Linked DNA regions of Homo sapiens: region 2 is linked to region 1. A link is a loop called in an ENCODE intact Hi-C map of the cell type or tissue named here. Cell type or tissue: PC-9. All regions are shown on one strand. Each heading gives the region's core, and the rest is flanking DNA. Links, peaks and the distances in the headings are about the cores only. Region 1 overlaps SSH2 (slingshot protein phosphatase 2). Region 2 overlaps SSH2 (slingshot protein phosphatase 2).

What was found. Peaks named below come from ENCODE experiments on the same cell type or tissue, not always from the same donor. Only the 100,000 strongest peaks of a DNase experiment are listed, where the experiment ranks them.
Region 2: it touches region 1 in a loop (5-fold over the local background); 10 of 110 quality-filtered maps call a loop at or near these places.

The regions. Positions count from the first base shown.
Region 1 is chr17:29,702,824-29,720,159 of GRCh38, forward strand. It overlaps SSH2 (slingshot protein phosphatase 2), which reads right to left. Exons shown (of 16, transcript NM_001282129.2): 4 at 136-239. It also overlaps the pseudogene RPL21P123. Among named protein-coding and RNA genes, the nearest start is that of SSH2-AS1, 72 kb to the left of the region's middle. RefSeq lists enhancers at 3,846-4,035, 10,296-10,925. In PC-9, for the core only: CTCF peaks have their summits at 7,938 and 8,249; DNase peaks (open chromatin) are centred at 7,288 and 8,208; H3K4me3 peaks cover 1,651 bases; H3K27ac peaks cover 2,757 bases.
Region 2 is chr17:29,779,973-29,794,956 of GRCh38, forward strand. It overlaps SSH2 (slingshot protein phosphatase 2), which reads right to left. Exons shown (of 16, transcript NM_001282129.2): 3 at 13,922-13,965. Among named protein-coding and RNA genes, the nearest start is that of SSH2, 140 kb to the right of the region's middle. In PC-9, for the core only: no CTCF peak of the experiment used is centred there; a DNase peak (open chromatin) is centred at 6,279; H3K4me3 peaks cover 499 bases; H3K27ac peaks cover 2,864 bases.

The sequences.
Region 1 (17,336 bases), core at 5,377-10,376:
TCATTACGGCCCTGTACAATGCTTTCTTTCACCATTAAAGAACTTCTGAAGAGATGGGGATGAGGTAGTCAACCTTTTAGAATGTAACAAAAGATATAGTTACCAAGAAAGAAATGGTGTATATGCAAGCATTACCTGCATGCTTGTTCCGTCTGTGGCTGATTCTTGGTGTGGATGAGCCATTTCCCCGTGGTAGAAAAAGGGCAGCACCTTTGACAGTTAGAAAGCTCTCGCTGATGCTACAAGGAAAAAGTCAAAAGAAAATAAATTACTTAGGAAAGGAAATCAAAGAGTAGGATGGATAACCACTTTTGGATTCTCTCTTCTCTATTCCAAAGTCCCAACTTCATGGAACGAAGTAAAAACATAATCAAGAGAGGCTGTGGTTACTCACTCATACGCTCCTGTCTACTCTAGACAAGTTTGCTTTCTTTTTCTTTTTTGAAAGGGAGTCTTGCTCTGTTGCCCAGGCCGGAGTGCAGTGGCGTGATCTTGGCTCACTGCAACCTCCGCCTCCTGGGTTCAAGTGATTCTCCTGCCTCAGCCTCCCGAGTAGGCTGGGATTACCGGCGCCCGCCACCACACCCAGCTAATTTTTGAATATTAGTAGAGAGTGTTTCACTATGTAGGTCAAGATGGTCTCAAACTCCTGACCTCAAATGATCCGCCCACCTCGGCCTCCCAAAGTGCTGGGAATACAGACGTGAGCCACTGTGCGTGGCCTCTAGACAAGTTTTCTGAAACAAAACTTTACAATATTCTTTTTTTTTGAGATGGAGTCTCACTCTGTTGCCCAGGCTGGAGTGCAGTGGTGCGATCTCGGCTCACTGCAACAACCTCCGCCTCCCAGGTTCAAGTAATTCTCCTGCCTCAGCCTCCTGAGTAGCTGGGATTACAGGAGCGAGCCACCACGACCAGCTAATTTTTGTATTTTTAATAGAGATGGGGTTTTACCACGTTGGCCAGGCTGGTTTTGAACTCCTGATGTCATGTGATCCACCAGCCTCGGCCTCCCAAAGTGCTAGGACTACAGATGTGAGCCACTGCGCCCAGCCAAAACTTACAATATTCTATATACATTACATGGCAGCAGTTAAGAGCGCAGGCTCTGAAACCAGAATGCCTGAGTTTGAATCCTGGCTTTACTTCTTCCTAATAGAGTAGGCCTAAATTTCCTTATCTGTAAAACAGGGATAATAAAATGAAGTTGTTGTAAAGAGCCAATGAGAACAGAGCTTCTTAAAGTGGTGCCTAGCATACAGTAAAAAGCCCTTAATAAATATTAGTTATTATAAGTAGATTAGTAGAAGGTTATCAGTAATGATGTTTCAATACCGTCCTGATCAGATGTGAAGTATGTTACAATATTTAGCTACTAGTAATAGGTCCAAAGTTTGCAAAAAAAATTTGTTTAAAATATACACAACAGTAAAATGTTACCTCAAAATTTTACTACTGCCAACTTGTATCCCCATACTCAGTGAAAAGTAGTAGGCAGGAAGTGTGTTTAACCTACTTGAGTTTGTCATTCACAAGATGATAATATAGGTGGAGAATTACTGCTGAGGATAGTAACTATTCAAAATACAATTACTGGTCTGGTCACAGTGGTTCATGCCTGTAATCCCAGTGCTTTGGGAGGCCAAGCCAAGAGGATTGCTTGAGTCTTGGAGTTTGAGACCAGGCTAGGCAACACAGTGAGACTCCATCTCTGAAAAAATATTTTAAAAATAGCTGGGGGTGGTATCACATGCCTGTAGTCCTAGCTATTCAGGAGGGTGAGGTGGGAGGATCACTTGAGCCTAGGAGTTCGAGATTATAGTGAGTTATGATGGCGCCATTGTACTCCAGCTGGGGCGACAGAGCAAGACTCTGTCTCTTAAAAAAAAAAAAAAAAAAAAAGCAAAACACAAAAACTAGTGGATACCCACAAACAACCAGAAAATAAATCTAAATTATTTCATATCAATAAACTAAATAAGCCTTTCAAGTTATCCATCAAGTTTCTCACAGAATCTGAAAGGACAGAACTTAACTCACAAATAGCCAAGTTTAGAAATACCTAATAGAGGATTCTAAATTGCTTTTGAGTACAGTACTGCTATTAAAGGTTAGCTAGCAGACTGTAAATGACATTGTCTACTCAGTATTTCCACTTGGAAATCTTAACTGGCAATGTTAAATTGACGTTGCCAAAACTAAATTCTTGAGTTCCCCCACCCTCAAGTCAATCTCTGGCCTCGTTCTCCAGCCTCATTCTCCCAGTTGTTTAGGCAAAACACCTAATAGTCATCCTTAGTGTCTTTCCTTCCTATAATATATATCTAATCCATTAGCAAGTCCTGTGAGCTTTACTTTCAAATATATCTTGAACCTGCCCACTTATCCCTATCACCACTATCACACTGGTCCATGGCACCAGCATTCCTTACTTGGACCACTATTTAAAAAGTTTTTCTTAAGCCTTTTATTATAGAAAATTTCAAACATACACAAAAGTAGAGGGAATAACTATGATAAGTAAGCCCCCATGTTCCCATCACATTTGAGCTTTAATTTGTGGCAAATTTTGTTTCTTCTACATCCTCACCCATTTTACCTTGCCCCTAAAGTGAAACAAACCCCAGGTGCTGTATCAAAAAAAAACTTCTTAACAGGTCTATCTGCAACCACTTCTGCCCTCGATTATCTATCTACTCACCAAATAGCAACCAGAGTGACTTAAAAAACATCGATTGTACAGTGTCACTTCCCTGCTTAAAACCCTCCAAATGCTTCCTTTTGTACTTGTAAATAAAAAAACCAGTCTTTAGCTTGGTCTTCAAGGACCTGTAACATCCTACAGGACTACTCCTCTGATCTTGTATCATCTCCCCTTTTGTTTACCATGATCTATGATTCTTCTTTCTGTTTCTTCGATGTTTGAGGGACTTTGTGCTTTCTGTTCCCTACTTGGAATACTTTTCTTGTGGCCTATCATTATGTAAGTCTCAGCTTACATATCACTGCTCCTTCCCCCAATTCCAATCATACTCTATCCTGTTGTTCTGTTTTGTTTCCTTCAGAATATTTATCATAAACTAAAATTATATTTATTTAGGTGTATACCTGTTGTGGTTACCTTCCTATAGTAGAATATAAGCTCCAAGAGGGCAAGGACTTAATTTTGTGCATCACTGTAGCTGCAGCACTGGAAATAGTCTAAGGCACGTATTAGCTGCTTGAACAATAGGTGATGGATGAATGAATTTATCCCAGTTTTTTCCACACTGTATGTCTGTCCTGTCACTGTAGCAGAAATTGTAATTTAGGACAAGTCTCACATGTAAAAGTAATAAATTATATAACTCAATATATGTGGCAGATTAATGGACTTTAAGATGTTTGATGATAGATTAGCAAATGAAGTTAAATCACCTCTATAATGTTATCAGACATTGATTCAATTTTATCCTTTAATAAAGTCCATGAAGCTAATAAAACCTTTGAGGTAACCTGCCAAATAGACTGAAACACACCTTCTAAAAACAAAAGAATCCACAGATGTCACTTTAAAAATCTGCATGCTGGCTGGGGGTGGTGGTGCCTTGATTTTATTTTGTTTTCATCTTTAAATAAAGCATTACTCTCTTGTGGTCTGTTGCACAAGCCTTCTCTCTTGTTACAACCGTGGTGTTCACATGCCACCCTACTGTGGGTCACTCTGTTCCACTCACATTACGGGAACAACCTAAAACAAAATGTCTGAGTGACAGGATGAGTGGGCCACACCACAGACAGGAAATGAAATTCACACTTTTGCCAACACAGCAACTGCTGCTTTACTAAATGAAAATATTTTAAAAATAAAGGCTAAATATTCTACCTATTCACCAGGCAAAGTAACAGCTTTGGACACTGTGGGTTCCAGTAAACAAAGCAGTTCGCTACATCTACAAAAGAAGTGTGTATATTTGTTGAAGAGTTTAAAACAACTGAACATACTTCAGTCACTCCTTTTGTGAGATAGGTAGTTTCTCTTTGACAAACACTATTTTAAGAACTTCCTGGCCGGGCGCAGTGGCTCACGCTTGTAATCCCAGCACTTTGGGAGGCCTAGGCGGGCGGATCACGAGGTCAGGAGATCGAGACCATCCTGGCTAACACGGTGAAACCCCGTCTCTACTAAAAATACAAAAAAATTAGCCAGGCGTGGTGGCGGGCGCTTGTAGTCCCAGCTACTCGGGGGCTGAGGCAGGAGAATGGCGTGAACCCGGGAGGCGGAGCTTGCAGTGAGCCGAGATTGCGCCACTGCACTCCCGCCTGGGCGACAGAGCGACACTCCGCCTCAAAAAAAAAAAAAGAACTTCCTGGTTTTTGGAGTTCAGCAATACTGTTTTTTTATAGATACATTTGTTGCTTATGCTTTAAAGTATATGTAAGTACATTCTTGCTTTAAAGCATATCTAAATGTGTTATTTAAAATGAATGCAGGGCTTTCTCAAAGTAAGGGTTAAGGAGCTGGACAAGGGCTGTTGGTTAGTTCAAAGCCACCTGGACTCCAGAAACTCCTGATTATAAAAGAAAGGCCAGGAGTCAAACTCACATATAGTATAAATATCACAAATTCACATATAAGAGAAAAGAGGCTTTCCTATTTGAAACACAAATGTCAATAAACTTTTCTGATGGAACAAATTGTACAAGGTAGGCCAACAGACTACTATTTTTTTTTTTTTTTGAGATGGAGTCTTGCTCTCTTGCCCAGGCTGGAGTGCAATGGTGAGATCTTGGCTCACTGCAACCTCTGCCTCCTGGGCTCAAACGATTCTCGTGCCTCAGCCTCGCGAACAGCTGGGACTATGGGCATACGTCACCATACCTGGCTAATTTTTGTATTTTTAGTGGAGACGGGGTTTCACCATGTTGCCCAGGCTGGTCTGGAACTCCTGATCTTAAGTGATCCGCCCGCCTTGGCCTCCCAAAGTGCTGGGATTACAGGTGTAAGCCACCATGCCCAACCCGAGACTACTATTAAATACTATTATAATAGGCGCGATACAGGCTCCCAGAGACTCGTGGCAGATAATCTGGATGGTACAATCAATCCTCTTTATTCCATGGCCCCAGGTTATGACCCCTCAGTTATCAAAAAAGTGACATTCTGTTGGTCACAAGGGGACCAGAAATAAGCGTGTGGCTGATTACAAAAATCTCTTATCATAACAGAAAAAAATTCATAGCATGGAAGTGATAAAACAAAATTTATAACCACCACCAGAGTTTAGGTAGATAAAATTCCACTTGAAAATTAAATGCTTTATTTGCATATGAAGAAAATTATATGTAAATTTAATCACATATACTTTTGTGTAAGATAAAAGGTTGGTATATCTTGCCAGAATAGTAAAAGATTTATTATGTAAATATGTCTTCCTGAAACAGCTGCTTAAAAATTCAATTGACAAGGAGTTGTCAATTGTCTAATTAAAAAGTCTGTTCTTGCTAGGCGTGGTGGCTCACACCTGTAATCCCAACACTTTGGGAGGCCAAGGCGGGCAGATCACCTGAGGTCAGGAGTTCGAGATCAGCCTGGCCAACATGGCGAAACCCCATCTCGACTAAAAATACAAAAAAATTAGCCAGGCGTGGTGGCGGGTGCCTGTAATCCCAGCTGCTAGGGAGGCTGAGGCAAGAGAATCACTGGAACCTGGGAGGCGGAGGTTGCAGTGAGCCGAGATTGTGCCACTGCACTCCAGCCTGGACGACAGAGGGGAACTCTGCTTCAAAAAAAAAAAAAAAAAACAAACAAAAAAACCGGTTCTTTAGAAAGGCAGGTGAAAACTTTTTCATGTTTCTGAATTGACTAGTTCTGTAGAGTCTGGCACAGAAACAGAACTGCAGTAAACTCTATGAAGTCATTTGTATGTGATTACAGATACCTAAGTTAAATATAACCCCGAAGGACTTAAGAAGCCCCACAGTAAGGAATGAATGAGATAAAGAAAATACTATTTTCTTGATCTAAAGAGAATAATTAGCTGCTTGATACAAAAATGACAGAATCACCTTTCTAATAGAGCACTCCTGACAGTGAAGTTCTCCAGAGTCTTTATAACTTAAAAACATCTATGCTTCTCTTTGCCATAGATTGCTTGCTCAATAAGGGGAAAGTCATCCCTAGTTAAGAAATATATATATATATATATATATAGAGAGAGAGAGAGAGAGAGAGAGAGAGAGAGAGAGAGCTAATAATAGCTAACTCAACTAGATATCTACTGTATGCTAGGTGCATTTTACATTACTTTATTTAACCTTCCTAACAATTCTATGAAGTAGGTACTATTTTTACCCCCAATATACATGTAAGAGACTGAGGGCTCAGAGATCATAAGTTACTTGCCTAAAATCTATACAGCTAGTAAGCCTCAGAGCAAGGATTCAAACCAAGATTTGACTTGAAAGCTTATGCTCCAAATCATGCTCTACCATGTTGTTTTCGCTTTATGATATAGTTTATGGCGGACGAAATACAATGTCTTACCTACACACCTTTTCAACAGAATAGAATTTAAAAGTAGAGTACAGGGGCTGAGTGTGGTGGCTCATGCCTGTAATCCCAGCACTTTGGGAGGCCAAGGAGGGTGGATCACTTGAGGCCAGGAGTTCAAAACCAGCCTGGCCATCATGGCAAAACTCCGTCTCTACTAAAAATACAAAAATTAGCCAGGTGTGGTGGCACACGCTTATAATCCCAGCTACTTGGGAGGCTGAGGCAAGAGAATTGCTTGAACTCTGGAGGTGGAGTTTGCAGTGAGCTGAGATCACGCCACTGCACTCCAGCCTGGGAAACAGAGCGAAACTCCATTTCAAAAAAAAAATGTAGAGTACAGGAGTGAGAGAAAAGAACTGAAATCCATTCGGATTCCAACTCTTCTCATTTTCCCCACCACTTCCCCAACAAGGCCATAAACAGAAAGACTACACTGAGGGGAATAAAGAACATGTCTGAGATGAATCCAGCTGGGCTGGACAGTAGAGCAAGTTGTAATATCTGTTGGGAATGACAGTGGCATCTCAGTCTCAAAAAATGGAGGAAAGAGCACTCGGCTTTAAATATATTTGGGAAAGTGCTCTGTGACAATCCTTTCTGATCAAAATCACTTCCTAAAGTATGACATTTGTTAACTGGTAGTTTCTTCTTAGACAAAGTGTGGAGGAAAAGGTCAACTAAGGGAAGAAAATATTTAACTGTTCTGAGGTTGAAATAATCTTTGAGGAATGTGGCCAGGGTGATCATCCATGACCAGCAGGAAGGTCAAGGAAGCAAAACAAAGCAACAACATACCTGGCCTAACTGCTGAACGTCAGTTGGATAGAAATTCCACTGTTCTACATGCACACATATAAGAAGAAATGGCTCATTTACTATGAGAAATCAAGTGGCACAAAGTAGATGTTATACTAAAATGAAGGAAGCAGATTTTCATGTTTATGTTTGTAATGCCAAACTCTGGAGTTGGTTTGATATTTCTGCTTGAAGCCAAAATTAGCAGGCAAATTATTGTGTAATAACGACTGCATGCAGTATTATTGCACAAAGTGAGTTGGTTGGTATTTATGTTAAATTCAAGTACCACACATAATCTGAACTCATACTTTTGTCTTGAAGAATACTCATCTAGCAAAAACTTTCAAATATATTCCACTCTCCCAATATTTTTCTCCTCCTGATAAGCCTTCTCTGCTTCGTTGTTTAATTTTCAGATTCAAGGTGCTAGGACAGCTTCTGTCAACCCCACTAGGTGGAAAGGAATTCATGTTCCCACTTGGTGTGACCACACCACAGACAGGGAATTTCATAATAAAAAGTTTCAAATATCAGACCAGAGTTCAAGGAATTACACAACTATCAATACTAATGCCTAATGAAAAAATCTGGCCAAACCCCTAAAACTGGAAGGAAAAAGTAACTGTTCCTTGATGTATGCAACCTGGCTTCAAAAGTCAAAAGTACACCTCTAGGTAGTGAAGAAAATGTGATTCTGTAATCCTAAAGGAATTTAGAATACAACAGGAGAAAATCCAAACTCATATATTGTAATGTTCTCTGTAATTAGACATTCCCGCCCTACCCCTGCAGCATGACCAAACATTGAATACTAGAATGCCCAGCCATACCTGGAACCCTCTCCCTGAGGGCATTGACTTCCCAGACACATGCCTCTGAATGCAAGAGTCAGGATTATTTATCTCCTTATCACCAGACCAGCAGAGACTGGGCCACATGAGTAAACCAATTACCGGCCGAAGCAGAGAAGAGCTTAGGACTCTGGTTCTTACTCATTAACGATAACCATCAGACTTAGTTCCAGCTCATCTTCCACTTAAACTCTGTTGCACAATGCCCAGCACAACTATACTAGGATGCAGCTATCTGTTTTTCCCCTTTCCTAAAACTGAAGGGGGGAAAAAGGATCTGTTTGTTCAAGATTGAGAGACAAATTCCAATCTGGACGAAACTTCCTGGTCTTTTCACTACAGATCATCAATGGAAGGCAAAAACAAAACAAAAAACCAAAATTACTTGTTCTGTTCATTTTGAATGTTCACTTACTGATACGATCTTCTAATTCCATTTTTGCTTTAACCATGTGCATCTTAGAAATGTCTGACAGAGACATAATTTAGGATCAATAATTTTACCATTGGTCATACAATTAACCTTCTAGCTTTTACAGATGGGGCACATCTGCTTTGACATTTGTTGGTTTTGGCTGTTCAGCAATAGATTTATCTTTTTCAATATCACCCTACTCTCCTTTTGGGGAATCCATTCAAATGTGGTTCTAGTGGCGTCCAACTCTGGAACTGCAAGGGGTTTTGTAGGAAGCTGGAATGTGGCTTACATCTGGCAGTTGGAAATTCTCCCCGTGGAATCTGAATCTCCCCTGGAAACTCTCCCCTGGGACCATACCCCATTATTCGTACTGCTTTAGATACATGGGGAGTGTCGAGGTATGGGACACTCTGCTCCTGCTCCCTGGTCTTCCCTGAATGACTTTAGCTCTTTCCTTTGAACCCCAAATATCTGAGACAGGTCTCGGTCAATTTAGGAAGTTTATTTTGCCAAAGTTAAGAATGTATGCCTGTGACACAGCCTGAGGAGGTCCTGACGACATGTTCCCAATGTGGTCGGGGCACAGCTTGGTTTTATACATTTTAGGGAGACATGAGACATCAATCGATATATGTAAAATGTACACTGGTTCCGTCAAGAAAGGCGAGATAACTCGAAGTGGGGAGAGGACTTCCAGGTCATAGGCAGATACAAGACAAATGGTTGCATTCTTTTGGGTTTCTGATTAGCCTTTCCAAAGAAGGCAATCAGGTTTGCATTTATTTCACTGGGCAGAGGAGGGATGACTTTGAGTTCTGTCTGTCCTTTGTCCACAAGGAAATTCCTTGTGAGGGAGGTATGTAGCTTTTAAAAAACTTAGTAGCTATCTTTTTAGGAATAGAATGGGGGGCAGTTTTGCCCTAAGCACTTCCCAGCTTGACTTTTCCCTTTGGCTTGGTGATGATTTGGGTGATGATTTTGAGATTTATTTTCCTTTCATATGTCTGTTCTCTAAGTTTGGTCCTCTAGCCTCCCATTAGGATGTCTGACAACTTTCTGACAAATATTTTACTTATGATAGTTAAAATTCATTTCTGGCTGAGCGCGGTGGCTCACGCCTGTAATCTCAGTACTTTGGAAGGCCAAGGTGGGTGGATCACTTGAGGTCAGGAGTTCGAGACCCGCCTGGCCAACATGGTGAAACCCCATCTCTACTAAAAATACAAAAATTAGCCGGGCATGGTGGCATGTGCCTGTAATCCCAGCTACTCGGAAGGCTGAGGCAGGAGAATTGCTTGAATCCGGGAGGTGGAATTTGCACTGAGCCAAGATCACGTCACTGTACTCCAGCCTGGGTGACAGAGTAAGACTGTCTCAAAAACAAAACAAAACAAAACATTTATGAGCTTGTAACAGAGAATCTAATATATCAACTGAAGCCCAGAGAATTTACTGATTTACCCTAAAATCACATAGCTAGTTAGCAGTAGGGCTGGGCTTAAGCCCCCATGTCATCTGACACTCTGGGCAGCACTTTAACCCTTTATTCTGTGTTCGATGTTATTACAACAGGACATATTGCTAAATAATAGCTTAAACAACTAGCAGTTAAAAACACTGCCAGTTGAGGCTGGGCATGGTGGCTCACGCCTGTAATTCCAGCACTTTGGGAGGCTGAGGCGGGTGGATCACGACATCAGGAGTTCGAGACTATCCTGGCTAAAACAGCGAAATCTCATCTCTACTAAAAATATAAAAAATTAGCCAGGTGTGGTGGCATGCGCCTGTAATTCCAGCTACTCGGGAGGCTGAGGCAGGAGAATTGCTTGAACCTGGGAGGCGGAGGCTGCAGTGAGCCGAGATCGCGCCACTGCACTCCAGCCTGGGCAACAGAGCGAGACAGTGTCTCAAAACAAACAAACAAACAAAACCCCCCCAAAGAAAACGCCACTGGTCAGTCCATCTGAAGAGAACAAAGGCAGGATTTCACTGCAAAGCTTGGTATGATGCTTGTTCTGTTTCTCTTTTTCTTTCTTTTTTTTTAGCTTTTAGCTTTTGGTTTGAGTTTTAAATTACTACCAAATCATGAAAGATCAGAGCTGCAGGGCCTTTAGGGAGTCTAAGGCAGGGCTCTAAATGGAAGTAGTTGGGCCTAATTCACCATGTCTTGTGAGACCAAGCACAGATCTAAAATAATTTTGACTTCTGAATACCTTTGAAAAGAACACACCCTATCCCATTCCTCCAGGTAGCCACCATTCTTGGACTTATACCAAGCAGCCTTGCTACAAAACACTTCTGAGTTTGCTAAGATCCAAGAGACCAGACCTTCTCATGACACCACTGCTGTCTTCTTGTCTTCCTCTCTGTGCAGCCACCTTAGCAAGGCTCAGTCTCAGTCTTGCCTCCAGTCACCATCCAAAAATAACCACCACCTCCCTCACCCCCAAACAAAAACCTAGGTGCTCAGGAAAGGAACTGGTCTCAAGTAACTTCCCAACACACAACTGACCCAGGTCCTCCTGGTAACTGACAGTGGTGGAGAGTTTTGTTTTTGAGAAGGTCCTCCTCCAAAGAGAGGAGAAACTGCCTCAGCTCAAAGGAACCCATTTCCCTTACAGACTGAATCAACAAAGCTTCTTGGTCCTGCAGCCCTAAATTCTAGATGTAAATACTTTTTCAAAATGGAAAAATTTAAAAGCTGTCTGGACTCAAAAGTAAATGACCTGAAAAGTTCTTTCTTAGTATTTAAAATGCTGGATGTCTTGGTTACTAAGAGACATGATGATGACCAACATGTCTCTTAGTAACCAAGACATGGCACCAAGTTTAAAATAGGTGGGAATAAACAAACAAAATGAAAGGAGATTAACTCAGAAAAACTGTTCAGCATTTAAAAAATAATTTCATTTGCATGATTCAACAAATACCTTCCCAGGTATTTAAAAACACACCCGCAGAAGAAATGCAAATTAGGCTTTCAAGCATTTGGCCTAAGTGTCAAACCCTGCTTTCAGACCATTCTCTTTCACCCTTGGCAATGTGTCTTTGAGGCTAAGGTCATCTTCTGTTCTTTGTTGCTGTTACCTTCTGATATCCTTGTCACTCTTTTTTTAACCCCTTATCTTGTCCAATCTTCTTTCCCCAATTCCCCAAATCCTACTATAATCTTAAGACATTTCAGTGTTCATACAGATGAACATCCAACAACTTTGTCTCAAAATTTTCTCATCCTCTTGGTCTTCAAAGACCTTTACTCCTTTTAGACTTCTAGTTCACAGGGTCCCTCTGGAAGTCACGAGTTCTTGATGGACTTAATTTCAGAAATTAAACTCACTTTCTGATTACAACTCCCTCTCCTTGTAATTCCCATGTGCTCACTCCCTCTTCAAGCTGAGGGAGACTCCTAGACCCCTGATTCCTGAATTTTTTCTTTCTTTTTTTCTTTTTTTGTTTTTTGGGACAGAGTCTTGCCCTATCACCCAGGCTGAAGTGCAATGGTGCAATCTCGGCTCACTGCAACCTCCGCCTCCTGGGCTCAAGCAATTCTCCTGCCTCAGCCTCCAGAGTAGCTGGGATTACAGGCACGCACCACTGCGCCCAGCTAATTTTTGTATTTTTAGTAGAGACGGGGTTTCACCATGTTGCCCAGACTGGTCTTGAACTCCTGACCTCAGGTGATCCACCAGCCTCGGCCTCCCAAAGTGCTGGGATTACAGACGTGAGCCACTGCGCCCGGTGATTCCTCGGTTTTTTCTAGCTATCAACCTCCTTTTGGCTTTTTCTTTCCTAACCAACCTAGTCCCATGTCCTATTTCTTTCTTTCTTTTTTTTTTTTGAGATGGAGTCTCGCTCTGTTGCTCAGGCTGGAGTGCAGTGGCGTGATCTTGGCTCACTGCAAGCTCCGCCTTCCAGGTTCATGCCATTCTCTTGCCTCAGCCTCCCGAATAGTTAGGACTACAGGTGCCCGCCACCACGCCCGGCTAATTTTTTGTATTTTTAGTAGAGATGGGGTTTCACTGTGTTAGCCAGGATGGTCTCGATCTCCTGACCTCGTGATCCACCTGCCTCAGCCTCCCAAAGTGCTGCGATTACAGGCGTGAGCCACTGCACCTAGCCTCCATGTCCTATTTCTTAACTGGTTTCCCTACAGTCTATTCTCTTTGCTCCAGATTTCCCTTCATAATACTACAGCTTAAAATGGTATGGTTATTTGATGTGTTATTTATTATTATTACATGTCTGAGCAGTAACTCTCTGTTTAGCACATTACCTGACACTAAATAAATGTTTAGCAATTATAGTAATTATATGTGGAATAAATGAAAGAAAAGCAGCTGAACACTTAAGGAGATAAGAAACCATGTCTCTGGATGCCACAGCACATTCACGGTCTCAGTGCAAGGATATCAGAGATGACAGTAATGACACTGACTTGACTCAGCGGGGCACTTAACACCTCTGGACAGCTCCCTCTCCTACTCCTTTCCACTGTTATTCCAAACCCTCTCTACTCTCCCAAAGTCCCATTGCAACTTCTGTTTCCTTCAACTTTCCACAGTTAACTTGGCCTTCTATACTACCAAGAAAATGGAGGCTAGCTAGTGTGATTTCTCTCAATTACTTTCTCTCACCTGCAGACTTATCTCCTTTCTCCAATCTGAGAGAATGATGTGACCTATGTCCTTGGTCCCACTCCCTCATCTCCTAGTTTTCTCTCTCCAGTGACTACTTCTCCTCAGCCTGGAAACATGCTTAAGTCTGGTCTCTCATACCCTTAAAAGAAAACAACCTCCATGCCCCCAAACCTTAACTTGATCCTGTGTTCTAAGTTCTTATTTATTTATTTATTACAGTTGAACCCAGGTACCTTTCTCTTTGGCTTCTTTTTCTGATCATTTTCTTTCACGTGCTTCAGGAAGCTGTCTTGGCTCTTAGAGTGCTTTATGTGCTCAATACACACATTAATTAGAGTGCTTAATGTGCTCAATACACACATTAATTCTCTTGGCAAGAATCTTGCCCTCAACTTGTGTACAACAATGCCAGCAGCATGCTGGTTAACATTGTAGACTCCTTCAGTTCTGCCATGGTAACACTTGTGGGGCATTCCTTTTTGAACAGTACCCATTCCCTTGATGTCTACATTATCACCTTTCTTATAGATTCGCATATGCATGGCCAAAGGAACAACTCCATCTTTTCTAAAAGACCTAGAGAACATATATCGGGTGCCTCTCCTCTTTCCCTTTGTGTTTGTTTTTGGTGAATTACTGGAAGATGGCAGTTCCGGCTGAAAGTCTAAGTTCTCTTTATTAAGAAGGAAGTCTCTACTTGCTGTCCCCATTTTCTTCCCTTGCCAGTCAATTTTTCTACCCACTGGCATCTTGCTTCTGTCTCACCACTCCTCTGAAACTCCTCCCCCACTCTAAGTTTGCCAATGATTTCCCCAGTGATAGATCCTAAAGACAAAGACCCCTTTAGCTTAGCATCAATTTCTGTTCTTCATTTAATACCTAATGTGTACCGGCAAATCACTTTCTCCTTTTTGACTACCCTGCCCCTGCTCCCCTCAGTTTCTAAGACATTAAGTCCCTCTGGTAACTCTCTGACCATTCCAGTTCCATATCCTTTGTCAGTAACCCTACCCTATCCACCGCCCTTAAAACAGAGAGTCTGTTTGACCTTCAAAGTGCTTTGAAACATAAATTTATTGACAATTTTTTTGAAGCAGGGTCTCACTCTGTTCACCCAGGCTGTAGGGCAGTGGTGTGTTCATGGCTCACTGCAGCCTCAACCTCACAGGCTCAAGCAATCCTGCCACTTCAGCATCTTGAATAGCTGGGACTCCAGGTGTATGCTACCATGCATGGCTAATTTTTTAATATTCTATAGAGATGAGGTCTCACTATGTTGCCCAAGCTGGTCTAGAACTTCTGGACTCAAGCAATCCTCCCACTTTGGCCTCCCAAGGTGAGGAGATTATAGGTGTGAGCCACTGCGCTCAGCCCATTGACAATTAATTGTACTTAAAAATCCAGCTTCTTTTGAAAAATCATAAAATTTGAACACACATGTCCATCTAGCAACAACTGGCCAGAGATGAGCAGTGGCTGCCATTTTAGACATGAGATGGTGTTAAGTGCTATGGAGAAAAATGAAGCAGAGAAAGAGTAACAGGGAGTGCTGCTGTGTATACTTACTTGTGTTATAAGCTATGGCAGGGAAAATCTCTTCACTAAGCTGACATTTAAACAGAGATCTGTAGGAATTAGGGGAGGCAGCCATGCAGCTGTTTGGAAAAAGAACATTAAAGGCAGTGGGGGGAGCTAGGCATGGTGGTGTGCACCTGTAATCCCAGCTACTCTGGAGGATGAGGTGGAAGGATCACTTGAGCCCAGGAGTTTAAAACCAGCCTGGGCAACATAGCTTGTGCTATCTGAAAAAAAGGTAGTGGGAGCAGCAGATATAAAAGGCCCTGAGGCAGAAGAATAACTGGCTAGCTTGGGAATTAGCAAGGAGGTCAGGGGCACTGAAATGTAGTTAGCCAACAATGAGTGGTAGAAAATGAGACCAAAGAGGTAGAGAAGGGCAAGTGGTGTAGGGTTTCAGTGTTTCTACTTTCTCATTTGTAATTCACTTTCCAACACATTGTAATTGGGATTTTCTTTTGCCTGTAAAATCCAATGAACATTTTCTCAGTCCTTATCAAATGCCTGACCATTTGATATGGTTAACAACCATCCACCTTCTTGAAACTTTCTTATTATTCCTTCTATGTTTCTGACTATTCCTTCACATTCTCATTTGTGGGCTCCTATTCTTTTGTCAACTTCTTAAATAGGATGTCTTCCACGATTTCGTCACCACTCCTCTCCTTGTTCTATATACACTCTTCTGAATGTCTTTAGCCACACTTATGGCTATCACCATCCTGTATGTTGATGACTCCTTATTAGTTATCTATTGATGCATAGCAAATTATCCTAAAACTTAAAAGCCTAAAACCACAAAAAACATTTATTATCTCACAGTTTTTGAGAATCAGGAATTCAGGAACAGCTTAGCTGGATGGTTCTGGCTTAGGATCTCTTAAGAGGCTACAGTCCCGTCCTGGCTAACACGGTGAAACCTTGTCTCTACTAAAAATACAAAACATTAGCTGGGCGTGGTGGCAGGCACCTGTAGTCCCAGCTACTCTGGAGGCTGAGGCAGAAGAATGGCATGAACCCGGGAGGCGGAGCTTGCAGTAAGCCAAGATCGTGCCACTGCACTCTAGACTGGGCGACAAAGCAAGATTTCACCTCAAAAAAAAAAAAAAAAAAAAAAAAAAGAGGCTGCAGTCATCTGAAGCCTAGACTGGGACTGGAGGATCTGTTTCCAAGATGGCTCATTTACATGGCTGCTAATAGGAGACCTCAGTTCTTTGCCATGTAAATTTCTCCTCTGGGCTGCCTGAGTGTCCTTATGACGTGGCAGCTGACTTTCCCCAGAATGAGTGATCCCAGGGAGAACAAGGTAGCAGAACAATGCTTTGTGACTTAATTTTGGAGGGCACACATCATAATTTCTGCAACATTATACTGGTAATATAGGTCAGCCCTATTTAGTGTAGGAGGGGACTATACAAGGATAGCAATACTGGGCGGCAACAACCACTATGGACCACCCTGGAGGCCAGCTGCCACAACTCTCTGACTCTCTAAAAGATCAGATCTAACATCAGAGCCCCAGACCTATAAAATCAGCTGCCTACTGGATAGCTGTTGTTTATAATGGCAAGAACTTCACCATTACTTCAGAAACTTTCATTTGTAGAAACTCAGAATCTGTTACAATGGCACGTCCATCAATGTTCTCTTTGGGAGTTGTGTGATGGTCATGGTAGTGGTTAGGTGTTGGCTTTGAGCACTGTGAAATAAAGTTAAAGAGGAGTTTGGGCCCGGTGTGGTGGCTCACGCCTGTAATCCCAGCTACTCGGGAGGCTAAGGCAGGAGAATCACTTGAACCCGAGAGGTGGAGGTTGCAGTAAGCCAAGATCGTGCCACTCCAGCCTAACAGCCTAACTGACAGAGCAAGACTCTGTCTCAAAAGAAAAAAAAAAAAGAAAAAAAAAAGAAAAGGGGACTTTGTAACTATCATTTATTGAGTACCCACCTGTGTTAGGCATGATGCCTAGTACTTTACAACCACTATCTTAAAACAACTTGATGAACAGAAGTTCTTCCCATTTCACAGATGAGAAAACAAAGGTTTTGAGAGTAACTTGCTTAAACTTACCAATTACACAACTAGTAAATTACAGAGCAGGAGTCAAAATGTAGGCTTCTTTTCTTTTCTTCTTTTTTGAGACAGAGTTTTGCTCTTGTTGCCCAGGCTGGAGTGCAATGGCACAGTCTCGGCTCACTGCAACCTCCGCCTCCTGGGTTCAAGTGATTCTCCTGCCTCAGCCTCCCAAATAGCTGGGATTACAGGCACCTGCCACTGTGCCTAGTTAATTTTTGTAATTTTTTAGTAGAGATGGGGTTTCACCATGTTGGCCAGGGTGGTCTCGAACTCCTGACCTCAGGTGATTCACCTGCCTTGGCCTACTAAAGTGCTGGGATTACAGGCATGAGCCACTGTACCTGGCCTACAGGCCTATTTTCAAGTTTTGTTGTTTTTGTTTAAAACATCACTCCCTGGCTCTCTAGCATTTTGAATTCTTTGCCTGTTCTGTACAACAAGGACACCA
Region 2 (14,984 bases), core at 4,134-9,133, 76 kb after region 1:
AGCACTTTGGGAGGCCGCCGGATCACCTGAGGTCAGTTGTTCGAGACCAGTCTGGCCAAAGTGGTGAAATCTCATCTCTACTAAAAATACAAAAATTAGCCGGGCATGATGGCACGTGTCTGTAATCCCAGCTATTTGGGAGGCTGAGGCAGGAGAATTGCCTGAACCTGGGAGGCGGAGGTTGCAGTGAGCCTAGATTGTGCCATTGCATTCCAGCCTGGGTGACAGAGCGAGACTCCATCTCAAACAGCAACAACAACAAAAAAACCCTCTGTTTCTCTTTCTAATGTATATTTCCTGTCATAAGTGCAATCAATATTCAGTTTCTCCATGAAATGTTAACATCATCACTCTATTTCTTAAAGAAGAGTGAGGTGATAGAGCATTTTATTGCCAAATGGCTCAGAAAAAAAGTTCCTTGTATTGTATTTGTAATTTCTCTGTAAGTATGAGATTGTTTCAATTTTTTTTTTTTTTTTTTGAGATAGGGTCTTGCTGTCTCCAGGTTGGAGTGCGATCTTGGCTCACTGCAACTTCCGCCTCCCGGGTTCAAGCGATTCTCCTGCCTCAGCTTCCCAAGTAGCAGGGATTACAAGCGCGCGCCTCCAGGCCCAGGTAATTTTTGTATTTTTAGTAGAGACGGGGTTTCACCATGTTGGCCAGGCAGGTCTCGAGCTCCTGACCTCGTGATCCACCTGCGTCAGCCTCCCAAAGTGCTGGGATTACAGGTGTGAGCCACTGCGCCCGGTCTAAACATTTTTTTAAAGATAAAAAAGATGAGGATTAAATTATCAGCTCATATTTACAATGGACCTACTTTTTTCCCCACTTTTCCTCCCTTTTTTTATTTTTTATTTTTGAGAGGAGTCTCGCTCTGTCGCCCAGGCTGGAGTGCAGTGGCACGATCTCGGCTCACTGCAAACTCCGCCTCCCGGTTCACGCCATTCTCCTGCCTCAGCCTCCCGAGTAGCTAGGACTACAGGCGCCCACCACCATGCCCGGCTAATTTTTTGTATTTTTAGTAGAGACGGGGTTTCACCGTGTTAGCCAGGATGGTCTTGATCTCCTGACCTGGTGATCCACCTGCCTCAGCCTCCCAAAGTGCTGGGATTACAGGCGTGAGCCACGGCGCCCGGCCTTTTTCTCCCTTTTTAAAATTTAAGTACAATGCTCATATTCTCAAAGTTAATATAGTCTTTAACTAGAACATATACTGAGGCAGAAATAAATTTGTCCTCTTTTCACTGCTGAAAGATGGGCAAAATAGTATATATATTGTCATGATATTTAAATCCATAGAAAAATTATTTCACCAAATAGGTTTGAATAAAGATGAAGTCCTATCTCAAAGATAAAAAATAAACAGAGCAAATACACAATAAAGAAAACTTGACAAGGTACCAAAGACAGAAATCTGGAAGAAAAATTTAGCTGCAAATTAGTAACAGTGCCACTGAGAAACCATCTCTTATATAAGGACATGCCCTAATCCTGTGTTTTCTTTTTTTTTTTTTTTTTTTTTTTTGAGATGGAGTCTCACTCCATTGCCCGGGCTAGAGTGCAATGGCGCAGTCTCAGCTCACTGCAACCTCCACCTCCTAGGTTCAAGCGATTCTCCTGCCTTAGCCTATCGAGTAACTGGGACTACAGGTGCGTGCCACCACGCCTGGCCAATTTTTGTATTTTTAATAGAGACAGGGTTTCACTATGTTGGCCAGGCTGATCTCGAACTCTTGACCTCGTGATCCGCCTGCCTCAGCTTCCCAAAGTGCTGGGATTACAGGTATAAGCCACGGTGCCCAGCCCAATAACTTTTTTTCTTTTCTCTTTTCTTCTCCTCTCCTCTCCTCTTTTTCTCTCTCTCCTCTCTCTCTCTCTTTCTTTCTTAACAGAGCCTCGCTTTGTCGCCCAGGCTGGAGTACAGTGGCAAAATCTCAATCTCGGCTCACTGCAACCTCTCCCTCCCAGGTTCAAGCAATTCTCCTGCCTCAGCCTCCAGAATAGCTAGGATTACAGGTGTGCGCCACCATGCCTGGCTAATTTTTGTATTTTTAGTAGAGATGGGGTTTCACCATGTTGGCCAGGCTTGTCTTGAACTCCTGACCTCAGATGATCTGCCCACCTCAGCCTCCCAAAGTGCTGGGATTATAGGCACGAGCCACCATGCCGGCCCTATGTTTTCTTTTAACTGCCTTCAAACTGTTTCTACTTGAATAATGCCCCGTTGTTTCATATATCCAAAGTCAAACTCTTCATATGGTTTCTGACAGAGTTCCCTTTCTTAACTAGTATTATTTCTAGTACAGTAATCAATATTCTTCTATTCCTGTTCATTCACTAAGCATTTACTGAGTGCCAACTACATGCTAATTGGATACCAAAGTAAAATACATAATCCCTGTCCTCATGCTGCTCTCGTACAGGAACTAGCCATTTGCCTGAATTACTGCAACAGCTTTCTTGATAGTTTTCTTGCCTCCCCTCCCCTCATGCTGTATAATACTGCCAGACTCCTTCTGGAAGTCATGTTATACATTTTTTCTTTTTTTGTGCGAGACCAGAGTTTTATTACTACTCAAATCAGTCTTCCTGAAAACTTGAGGATCAGAGTTGTTTTTTGTTTTTTTTTCTGAGACGGAGTCTCATTCTGTCGCCCAGGCTGGAGTGCAGTGGTGCGATCTCCGCTCACTGCAACCTCTGCTTCCTGGGTTCAAGCGATTCTCCTGCCTCAGCCTCCCAAGTAGCTGGGATTACAGGCATGCGCCACCACGCCTGGCTAATTTTTGTATTTTTAGTTGAGACGGGGTTTCGCCATGTTGGCCAGGCTGGTCTCGAACTCCTGACCTCAGGTGATCTGCCCGCCTTGGCCTCCCAAAGTGCTGTGATTACAGGCATGCGCCACTACACCTGGCTAATTTTTGTATTTTTAGTAGAGACAGGGTTTCACCATGTTGGCCAGGCTGGTCTGGAACCCCTGACCTCAGTTGATCTTCCCGTCTTGGGCTTCCAAAGCGCTGTGATTACAGGCATGAGCCACCGCGCCTGGCCTGGATCAGAGTTTTGGTATAAAGGATAATTTGTTGGGTAGGGGGCCATTGAATTGGGAGTGCTGATTGGTTGGCTCAGAGATAAAATCACAGGGAGTTGAAGCTGTTCTTTTATGCTGAGTCAGTTCCTGAGTGGGGGCCACAGAACTAGTTGGCAGGTCCAGGTGGGGTCATTCGGTTGTTAGAAATGGAAAAACCTTATTTATTAGGGTTCTCTATAGGGACAGAACTTTATATAAATATAATATTTATATTTATATATTATATATATAATATTTATATAGTTATATAACATATATTATATATATATATATATATGTAAAGGAGAATTTTTTAAGTATTAACTTACATGATCACAAGGTCCCACAATAGGCTATCTGCAAGCTGAGGAGCAAGAAGAGCCAGTCCGAGTCCCAAAAGTGAAGAAGTGAAGAACTTGCAGTCCAATGTTTGAGGGCAGGACGCATCCAGCATGGGAGAAAGATGTAGGCTGGGAGCTAGGCCAGTCTGTCCTTTTTATGTTTTTCTGCCTGCTTTATATTCGCTGGTATCTGATTAGATTGTGCCCACCAGATTAACTGTGCATCTGCCTTCCCCAGGTAATCTCTTTTGCAACACCCTCACAGACACACCCAGGATCAATACTTTGTAGCCTTCAATCCAATCAAGCTGACACTCAGTATTAACCATTACACCTGAAAAGGCATCTCAAAAAGCTGATCTTAGGTTCACAATAGTGATGTTACCTTTAAGAGTAATTGGGGGGGCCGGGCGCGGTGGCTCACGCCTGTAATCCCAGCACTTTGGGAGGCCGAGGCGGGCGGATCACGAGGTCAGGAGATCGAGACCATCCCGGCTAAAACGGTGAAACCCCGTCTCTACTAAAAATACAAAAAATTAGCCGGGCGTAGTGGCGGGCGCCTGTAGTCCCAGCTACTTGGGAGGCTGAGGCAGGAGAATGGCGTGAACCCGGGAGGCGGAGCTTGCAGTGAGCCGAGATCCCGCCACTGCACTCCAGCCTGGGTGACAGAGCGAGACTCCGTCTCAAAAAAAAAAAAAAAAAAAAAAAAAAAAGAGTAATTGGGGGCTGGACGCGGTGGCTCATGCCTGCAATCCTGGCACTTTGGGAGGCCAAGGTGGGTGGATCACCTGAGATCAGGAGTTAGAGACCAGCCTGGCCAACATGGTTAAACCCCATCTCTACTAAAAATAAAAATAGGCTGGGCGTGGTGGCACGCACCTGTAATCCCAGCTACTCAGGAGGCTGAGGCAGGAGAATCACGTGAACCTGGGAGATGGAGGTTGCAATGAGCCAAGATTGTGCCATTGCATTCCACCCTGGGCGACAGACCAAGATTCCATCTCAAAAAAAAAAAAGAGTAATTGGGGGCCGAGGCAGGTGAATCGCTTGAGGTCAGGTTACAAAAATTAGCTGGGTGTGGTGACGGGTGCCTGTAATCCCAGCTTCTTGGGAGGCTGAGACAGGAGAATCACTTGAATCCAGGAGGCGGAGGTTGCAGTGAGCCGAGATTGCACCCCACTGCACTCCAGCCTGGGTGACAGAGCTAGACTCCTTCTCAAAAAAAAAAAAAAGAATAATTAGGGAAGTTGTGAATCCTATGACCTCCTGAATAATGGTTGGTGATATTTAGAATTAGTCATGTCATTCTTCTACACATAGATCTATCAAATTGAAACTCCTCTGCTTTTAAGGTATAGACAGTTACCTTCTTACTTTCCTAAAACACATTAGCTCCTATTTTCAGACTTTTGATGATATCCTTCCATTCTCCCCACTCTCCTATGTTTGGAATGCTACCCTTTTCTTCTGTTCTCCTATCTAAATCCCATTCATTCATCATGACTCAGCTCTGGCCCACATTGCTTTTTTCCTCTCCTCTGCTGCAAATTTTATTTTCATTGCTATCTTTGAAACAACTGAGGAAAAGACCAAATTTTCTTTTTGTTTTGTTTTTATTTTGCTTCATTTTTCCCTTATAAAGACCAAATTTTCAAAGGTGAAGAATTTTTTCAGCAGATGGTGAGTAATTTTTTATGTCCATGAAAGACTAAAGAGGAAGAAACCAGGCTTAAAAATAGGGGAGGGTTTCAGCTGAACATGAAAAATAATTTCTTCATTTTCAAAGTAATCAAAAAAAGTATAATATATTATATGTATTGCTGGAATTGAGAGAAGAAATGTAAAACTCCTTACTTTATACAGTTCTTATCTTGGGGTTGGCACACACAAGAATGAAAGAATTCTACTATAATTAAAATTAAATTAAGATCTCAAAGTACTTTGTTTCCTATCATAACTATTCACTATTCACCTTAAAAAAGGTGTCCTGAGATTGCAAGATATATTTCAGTGCAATCTTGTTCATTTTTATTTATCATCTTATAATTGTATTAGGTTGACCCATATGAGACAGCTGTTTACAGTTAATATGTTTGAATATTGGCGTTTCATTTTTTTTTTTTTTTTTTTTTTTTGAGACAGAGTCTTACTCTGTTGCCCAGGCTCTGGAGTGCAGTGGTACCATCTCTGCTCACTGCAACCTCTGCTTCCCGGGTTCAAGCGATTCTCCTGCCTCAGCCTCCTGAGTAGCTGGGATTACAGGAGCGTGCCATCACGCTCAACTAATTTTTGTATTTTTAGTAGGGATGGGGGTTTTGCCATGTTGACCAGGCTGGTCTCGAACTCGTGACCTCGAGATCCACCCACCTCGGCTTCTCAAAGTGCTGGGATTGCAGGCGCGAGTCACCGCGCCCAGTCCGTTTACTTTTTTTTTTTTTTTTTTAGACGGAGTCTGCCTGTGTAGCCCAGGCTGGAGTGCAGTGGCGCGATCTCGGCTCACTGCAAGCTCTGCCTCCTGGGTTCACACCATTCTCCTGCCTCAGCCTCCCCAGTAGCTGGGATTACAGGCGCCCGCCATCACGCCCGGCTAGTTTTTTGTATTTTTAGTAGAGACCGGGTTTCACCGTGTCAGCCAGGATGGTCTTGATCTCCTGACCTGGTGATCCACCCGCCTCGGCCTCCCAAAGTGCTGGGATTACAGGCGTGAGCCGCCGCGCCCGGCCCTGTTTACTTCTATAGTTATTTTCCTGGCTATTCCCCGGTCAGCAAAGTGGGTCATCACACAAGAAAAAGTTGAGTTCATAAATATGCAAAGGAAATACTGGCATCAAATTTCATCCATTTATCTTTTGACCAAATAGTGAGACAAACAGGTTGGAAAGGTTCCCTGGCAAAACTCCAGCCAGCCTGCATACTGAGGTGGAGCTTCGGGAAGTTCGCACAATTTGCATGGGGAGGAGCCTGGCCCCTCCTCTTCCTTTGTGAAACCTGGGATTCAAACTGCAAGGCAGGAAGGAACCAGCAGGAATTCTAGCCTTGCAGAAAGTCCCTGTTCCCCCTTTGTTTTCCTTTTTGCCCCATAAATCCCATTATTCTCACCCTTCAATCATCTGTGAGCCTAAATTTTTGTTGCCATGGGACAATAACTCTGTCTTTAGCTGAACTAAGGAAAAGTACTGCAACAATAGTCAATGATATAAAACCTGATTTTCTGTAATTATGTTATCTTTTTATGCCTGTCTTCTGAGAAAAAAAAAATATTGCTGGAGTTCAAATATCACAAAAAGGTGGCCAGCCATGGTGGCTCACACTTGTAATCCCAGCACTTTGGGAGGCTGAGGCAGGAGGATCACTTGAGCCCAGCAGTTTGAGACCAGCCTAGGCAACATAGGGAGACCCTGTCTCTACAAAAATAACAGAAAATATTAGCTGGGCATAGTGGTGCATGCCGGTGGTCTCAGCTACTTGGGAGGCTCAAGTGGGACTGAGCCCATTACTGTATCGCTGCACTCCCGCCTGTGTGGCAGAGCAAGACCCTGTCTCAATCAATCAATCACAAAAAGGGGCTAGTATGGCATAAATACATTGTTTCTTAATTGTGGTAAAATAAACATAAAAATTTCCATCTTAACTACTTTTAAGTGTACAGTTCACTGGCATTAAGTACGTTCACAATGTTGTGCAACCACCACCACTATCCATTTCTAGAACTTTTTTCATCTTCCAAAACTGAAGCTCCGTACCCACTAGGCAATAACTTCCCACTCCATCCATCCCCCAGTCACCATTATTCTGTCCGCATGAATTTGATTATTCTAGGTATCTCATGTAAGTGGAATCATACAGTATTTGACTTTTTGTGATTGGCTTATTTCACTTAGCTTAATGTCCTCATTTTTACCCACGTTGTGGCATGTCAGAACTTATTTCCTTTTTAAAGGCTGAACAATATTCCACTGTACATATAATACCTCATTTTGTTTATCCATTCATCGTTGATGAACACTTGGGTTGCTTCCATCTCTTGGCTATTGTGAATAATGTTGCTATGAACACGGGTGTATGAATCTCTTAAGACCCTGCTTTCAATTCTTTTAGGTATCTACCCAGGAGTCCAGAAGTGGAATTGCTGGATCATATGATCATATTCTATTTTTAATTTTTTGAAGAATCACCATACTATTTTCCATTGCAGCTATGCCATTTTACATTCCCACCAATAGTGCACAAGGCTTCCAATTTCTCCATATCCTCACCAACGCTTTATGTTGATAGTGGCCATCCTAATGGGTATGAGGTAGTATCTCACCGTGGTTTCAATTTGCATTTCCTTAATGATTAGTGATTTTGATTTTTTTTTTTTTTTTAAGAGACAGGGTCTTGTACTGTTACCCAGGCTGGAGTGCAGTGGAACCTTCTTAGCTCACCACAGCCTTTAATTCCTGGACTCAAGCAGTCTTCCCACCTCAACATTCTGAGTAGCTGGGACAGGTGTGTGACACCACACCTGGCTAAATTTTTTTATCTTTTGTAGAGATGGGGTCTTGCCATGTTTCCCAGGCTGGTCTCAAACTCCTGGGCTCAAGCAATCCTTCCTTCTCAGCCTCCCAAGTGCTGGAATTACAGGCATGAGTCACTGCATTCGGCCTTGAGCATCTTTTCATATGCTTATTGCTTATTTGTTTATCTTCTTTGGAGAAATGTCTATTCAAGTTCTTTGCTTATTTTTTAATTGGGTTGTATGATGGTTAATTTTATGTGTCAACCATCAACCTGACTGGGTCACAGGATGTCCAGTATTTGGTTAAATATTATTCTCGGCTTATCTGTGAGGGTGTTTCTGGATAATATTAACCTTTGAATCAGTAGACTGGGTAAAGCAGACTGTCCTCTCCAGTGTGGGTAGTCCTCACTCAATCTATTGAAGGCCTGAATAGAACAAAAGGCTGAATAAGGGAGAAGTTCCTCCTTCTGCCTTTGAGCAAGGACATTGGTCTTCTATTTTCGGACTCAGACTTGGACTCAGCAAATGGTGGACTGAGCCACCATTGGCTCTCCTAGTTCTTTAAGCCTTTGGACTTGGACTGGAACTATACCATTAGTTCTCCTGGGTTTCCAGCCTACAGATCTTGGGACTTCTCAGCCTCAATAATGTAAACCATTTACTTAGAATCAATTTCTTTCTTTTCTTTCTTTCTTTCTCTCTCTTTTTTCTTTCTTTCCCTCACTCTCTCCCTCCCTTCCTCCCTTCCTCCCTTCCTCCCTCCCTCTCTCCCTCTCTCTATATATATCTATCTATCTCTATGAGATACCCTTTTTGGTTCTATTTCTCTAAAGAACCCTGACTAATACAGATATTGGTCCTGAGAAATGGGGTGCTGAGGCTTTGAAACCAGGTAATGGGTAGAAGAGTTTTGAAGTGCATGCTAGAAAAAGCCAAGATTGCCATGAAGGGATTGCTAAAGGCAATTCTGGTGAGTGCTCAGAAAGGATAGAGGAGATCTGGAGAAAATGCTTCCATCTTCTTAGAGAATACATAAAGAACCACGAACAGAATATTTGTAGAAATATGGATGGAAAAGCCCTTTCTGACGAAGGCTCAGATGGAAACAAGAAACATGTTAGTGGACAATGGAGAAAAGGCAATCCTTGTTATAAAGTGGCAAAGAACTTGGGCTGGATTGTGTTTGTGTTCTAGTATTTTGTGGAAGGTAGAACTTGCAACAGTGGAATTGGACATTCAACTACAGTGGTTTCTAAGCAAAGTGGTGAAGGAGTGGTTTGGCTCCTTCTGGCTGCTATAATAAAATGCAAAAAGAGAGAAATGAATTGCAGAAGGAATAGTTAAGCAAAAGGGAACCAGAACTTACTTGGAACATTCTCTGCCTGTGCATATTGCAAAAAATGAGAAAGCATGTTTGGAAGGGAACACCAACAGTGTGGCTGACTGACCATATAAGGAGGGTAGTGTTGGTGTGAACCACAGGCCTAATCAGCCATCTCAATAGAAGCCAGGATAGAGAAGGGATTATGCAAACAGAAATACTGCCAGCTAGGACTAAGGGAAACAGAGAAAATGAAATGGAATAAAGGAAGACTGTGACTACGCATTATCCTTCAAGAAAGGGGAAGAAGGATCCCCCCAAAGGCAATTCAGTGATGATCATCAGGGCTTCTACTCTCATCACACCCACCATGGGTGGCGATCAGGGAGCAGGCTGTCTTCACTTCAGTTTCAAAGGCTAGGACCACTGGCAAGCAGAGTTGTGTGGGCAGGGCTCTTGCAGAGAGCCCTGTGGATGGCACTCCACTGAGCTGAAGGGGCAGGGCCACCACATGAAGCAATGAGGGTGACGCTGCCACTCAAGTGCATCTGGAGAGCAGAGCATCAAACCAAGAAGGATTATTTTCAAGTCTTAAGACCTAAGGGGATTTGCCTTGCTAAGTTTTAAACTTATTTGGGACCTATCAGTCCTACTTTCCTTCTGATTTCTACCTTTTGAGATAGGAAATCTATCCTATGCTTACCTCACCATGGTATTTTGGAAGTGCTTAATTTACCTGGTTTCACAGGTTCACAGCTGGAGAGGAATGTTGGCTCAGAATGAATCATTCCTGGTCTTACTTGTATCTGATTTAGATGATATAAAACTTTGGACTTTAGGCTTCAGAACTGATGCTGGAATGTTTTGTCTTTTAAAGATGTTGAGATGGAATGAATATATTTTGTGTATGAGAACATGAATTTTGTGGGTTCCCGGGCAAAATATTATGGACTTAATGCTTGTGCCCCCTGCTAATTCATATGTTGAAGCCCTACCCTCGAAAGTGAGGCGAGGCCTTTGGGAGGTAGTTAGGGTTAGATGAGGTCATGATGGTGAGCCCCCCATGACGTGTCCTTAAAAGAATAGGAAGAGACCAGAACGTGCTCTCTCTTTCTTTCTCCCCACCAAGTAAGAACACTGAGAGAAGGTGGCTGTCTGCAAGCCCGGAAGAACACCCTCACATGAACATTCTGGCACCTTGATCTTAGATTTCCCAGCCTCCAGGACTGTGAGAAATAAATGTCTGTTGTTTCAGCCACCCAGTCTAGGTATTTTGTTATAGTGGACTGACTAGGGTTTTGTTTTTATTGAGCTGTAGTTCTTTATATCCACATTCTGGATTTAACCCCTTATGATTTGCAAATATTTTCTTCTGTTCCATGGGTTGCCTTTTCACTCTGTTGATAGTGTCTTTTGATGCACAGAAGTTTGAAATTTTGATGTAGTCTAATTTATCTATTTTTGTAGTTATGGTTGTTATCTGTGAACAAAGCCATCATAGTTTGGTCTAATTGTACTGAAAGATTTTTTTTTTTTTTTTTGAGACAGAGTCTTGCTCTATTGCCCAGGCTGGATTGCAGTGGCGCAATCTCAGCTCACTGCAACCTCTGCCTCCCGAGTTCCAGTGATTCTCCTGCCTCAGCCTCCTGAGTAGCTGGGATTACAGGCTCATGCCACCACACCCAGCTAATTTTTGTATTTTTAGTAGAGACAGGATTTCGCCATGTTGGCCAGGCTGGTCTCAAACTCCTGACCTCAGGTGATCCACCCACATGGCCTCCCAAAGTGCTGGGATTACAGGTGTGAGCCACTGCACCTGGTCTGAAAGATTATTTTTATGACTTTGTCAATAAATGGCATTTGGTTAAGATTTATTATTATTATTATTATTAATTTTTGAGACGGAGTCTTGCTCTGCTGCCCAGGCTGGCGTGCAGTGGCTTGATCTCGGCTCACTGCAACCTCCACCTCCAGGATTCAACCAATTCTCCTGCCTCAGACACCTGAGTAGCTGGACTACAGGCATGCACCACCACACCCGGCTAATTTTTTGTATTTTTAGCAGAGATGGGGTTTCACCATGTTGGCCAGGTTGCTCTTGAACTCCTGACCTCATGTGATCCGTCTGCCTCAGCCTCCCAAAATGCTGGGATTACAGGCATGAGCCACTGCCCCTGGCAAAAATAACAGATTATTAATGCAATGTCTTCTTTGTTACCTGGAACTGGCCTTTAGTTTTAATGATATGCTGTTTACTATTTAATTTCCTACTACAAGCTACATTTGAACCCACAAACTGACAAGATGAGTTCAGGCATGCTTAATGAAATGATTCAATGCTGGTTTATTCTGTGGTGAGTGATGGAGAACTCTGAACAATCTGTAGCAGTCAAACATACAAAAATCAATCTCTTACATACCGTATAGCTACAAGGGGCATTCAACTGGCAGGTAAGATAAGTTTCTTTGCTTCGAGTCGGACTAAAGCCTTTAGATTTAGAAATAGCTTGGCAAACACACTAAATGTAAGACATTATAACAGATTAGCAAATTTTGATTTTTTAATAGTTGCTACTAGGTTTTTTTCATTTCTTATTTTTATAAGTAATCCTCTTGTGAATAGAAGAAGCCTGCAAAAACCCTCTGCTGGTCAAAGTGACAAAGTATTGCCAAAAACTTAAAAACAGGTCTTTATGATTCTTCTTCTTCCTCTTTTTTTTTTTTTTTTTTTTAGTAAGACAGAGTCTCACTTTGTTGCCCAGACTGGAGTGCAGTTGTGTGGTCTCTGCTCACTGCAACCTCCACCTCCTGGGTTCAAGTGATTTTTCTGCCTCAGCCTCCTGAGTAGCTGGGATTACAGGCATGCACCACCATGCCTGGCTAATTTTTTTTTGTATTTTTATTAAAGATGGGGTTTTACCAGGTTGGCCAGGCTGTTCTCAGACTCTTGGCCTACCAAAGTGCTGGGATTACAGGTGTGAGCCACCGCGCCTGGCCTTTATAGTTCTTAATGGCTTGACAATTCAGTACTGTGAATAAGAGAATGACTTCCATTGCCTCATCATTAGGTAATTTTTTGGAACAACATTATTCCAGTGGATATTGAGTCAATATATAAAGCTTGAAATTGACTCAGAGAGCTTTAAATCTGACCTTCTAGAAAATATAAGAATTATTTTTTCATTCTAATGGGAATATGATTACGATGCCTCTGGTACACATTCAGCTAAAATTTATTTTTGGTTTCTACCTCCTTAGCCCTATGCAAAAGAAGGACACTTCTCTTTGCTAAGAGACACGAGAAATTAAGCCTTAAGCCCACAATTTATGTGTTAACAAATCAGGAAAAAAACTACCGATAATCTCAGTTACTGATGAAAAGGAACTATTTTTATATTAAGTTGTAGTTTACAAGAAGGAGGTATATATCAACAAACACCTGATAATAATAATAATAATTTTTATTATTTTTTGTTTGTTCTTGTTTTTGAGACGGAGTCTCGCTCTGTAGCCCAAGCTGGAGTGCAGTGGCGCGATCTCGGCTCACTGCAAGCTCCGCCTCCCGTGTTCACGCCATTCTCCTGCCTCAGCCTCCTGAGTAGCTGGGACTACAGGCACCCGCCACCATGCCCAGCTTATTTTTTGTATTTAGTGGAGACAGGGTTTCACCGTGTTAGCCAGGATGGTCTTGATCTCCTGACCTCGTGATCCGCCTGCCTCGGCTTCCCAAAGTGCTGGGATTACAGGCGTGAGCCACCGCGCCCGGCCTGATAATTATTAAAGCAGCATTCCCTTTAGCCAGCTTCTTCACAATGAGCATGCTTATTGATCCTTTCTCTGTATCATCTAGAATGGCTCATTTGAGTTCAGAGGATACAAGTTTGGTAACATTGAAATGACCATCTAGAACTTACCAGGCCTGTTTCTTGTGGGAGGGAGTTACTTTTAAAAACCCTTAAAGGAGATAAAATAAATGTTATTTTATACTTCCTAGATTTCTCTCACAATTGTTTTCTTTTAATGTTACTGGGTACTGGCACCCTTCTAACAACATGCCCACTATTCCATGAGAAGAGGGTAAAAATATTTCATTGCATTTTAAAAGATTAGGTAGGTTACTCAGTATACTTACTCAGTATACCCTTTGTATAGAAACAAAGTGAAATATTTACCAATCTGCAAGAATTGCCAAAATTTATCAAATATGAATGACAAATTAAGTACAAAACTGAAGGCTGAAATGTTCTTCAGTTGATATTTTCCTGAAAGGTAAGGAAATTTTGCTTTTTTATTACCCCCAAGATAATTCCTTGGATGCTTGGGTGAAAACTGAGCCAAAATTGACCTTTCTGCCTCTTTTTAAACCAATGTACCATTGAAAAATCTTTCTGAGTCAGTAACTGGATTCCTAAAGCATTCGCTCTTACTCTTTTTTTTTTTAAAAAACGGAGGAAGGTCCTGATACGTTGTCTCAAACTCCTGGCCTTAAGCAATCCCAAGTAGCTGGAATTACAGGCACAAAATACCATGCCCAGGTGCAATCTGGTTTCTTGAGAGACCAAGGAAGCACGTTGAAAAACAAGGATAAGCTAATCTGATAAGACTGAAAAAGAATTAGAGAAAAAACAATAACTACTACAAAAATATCCTACAACAAAAATGCCGTAGGATATAATGAACAAACATACCTCCTGGGCTGTGACCGGCATTCTTCCTCCCCACTGTCTGCCTCCTGTATAGACAGAAAATGAAAAAAAAAATTAAAACCTGAGGTTTCATATCATAATATCACTAATATAATTTTACTAAGTTTCACATGTTGTGTACTTGAACTAAATTACTCATGTTGTATACTTGAACTAAATTCTCTTCAAAAAAAGTGACTTCAACCAACCCAGGAAGTTGATGTCAATAGAACTTACTCCTGGAGGTAACTTCAACAGTAGTCCATGAACAAATTTCATTGACAATGAAGTGCTATTCATTAAAACAATTACCTCCAAAAACCAACTAAACATGTTATTTTACTGTTATGCTACTTCAGCTTCAAAACGAGTGGGCATTCTGACTACCACCAATAAATCTCATCAATATAACCTATTAATGATTCTGACCCCCAAAGAACAACCTAAACAATGAACACCACTTAAAAGAGAGTGCTCATGATCAAATCACCATCAACATCAACATAATGGCTACCACTTGTTGAGTACTTACAATGTGCTAGGCACTGTGTTCCTCAATTTAAGTACATTACTGTACTTATTCTTTATAAACCCAGAAGGTTGATGGTACCAATTATTTTTAATTTATTCAAATACACACAGTAACATAGGATAAATCAATGTCATATAAAAGCACTGATGGTTAATGACCCACCCAGGGATGCCAAACAATGATGACAACAAAAAGCACTGAATCATAGTTCAATTACAATATTTATTTCTTCTTAGTGTGGCACATAAAATAATAGAAAGTCTTATAACTTATGTCAATTTAGACTCAATGAATATTTTACAGATGAAGAAGCAAAAGGGAAATAAGCTGTCCAAGGAGACTCATGTGGTAAAGAATTAAAACGAAGAAATATTGACTCCCAGCTAGCTGAAAAAGCTTATCATTTACCTCTCCTTGCCCTGGGTTAAAAATTAGTATATGTTATGATATTATACTGATCTTCACAGAGGCAAGAATATTGACATGAAGGAAAAGTGAGGAAAGATGAAGAGGCTTTTTCTTTAAATTTGCTCC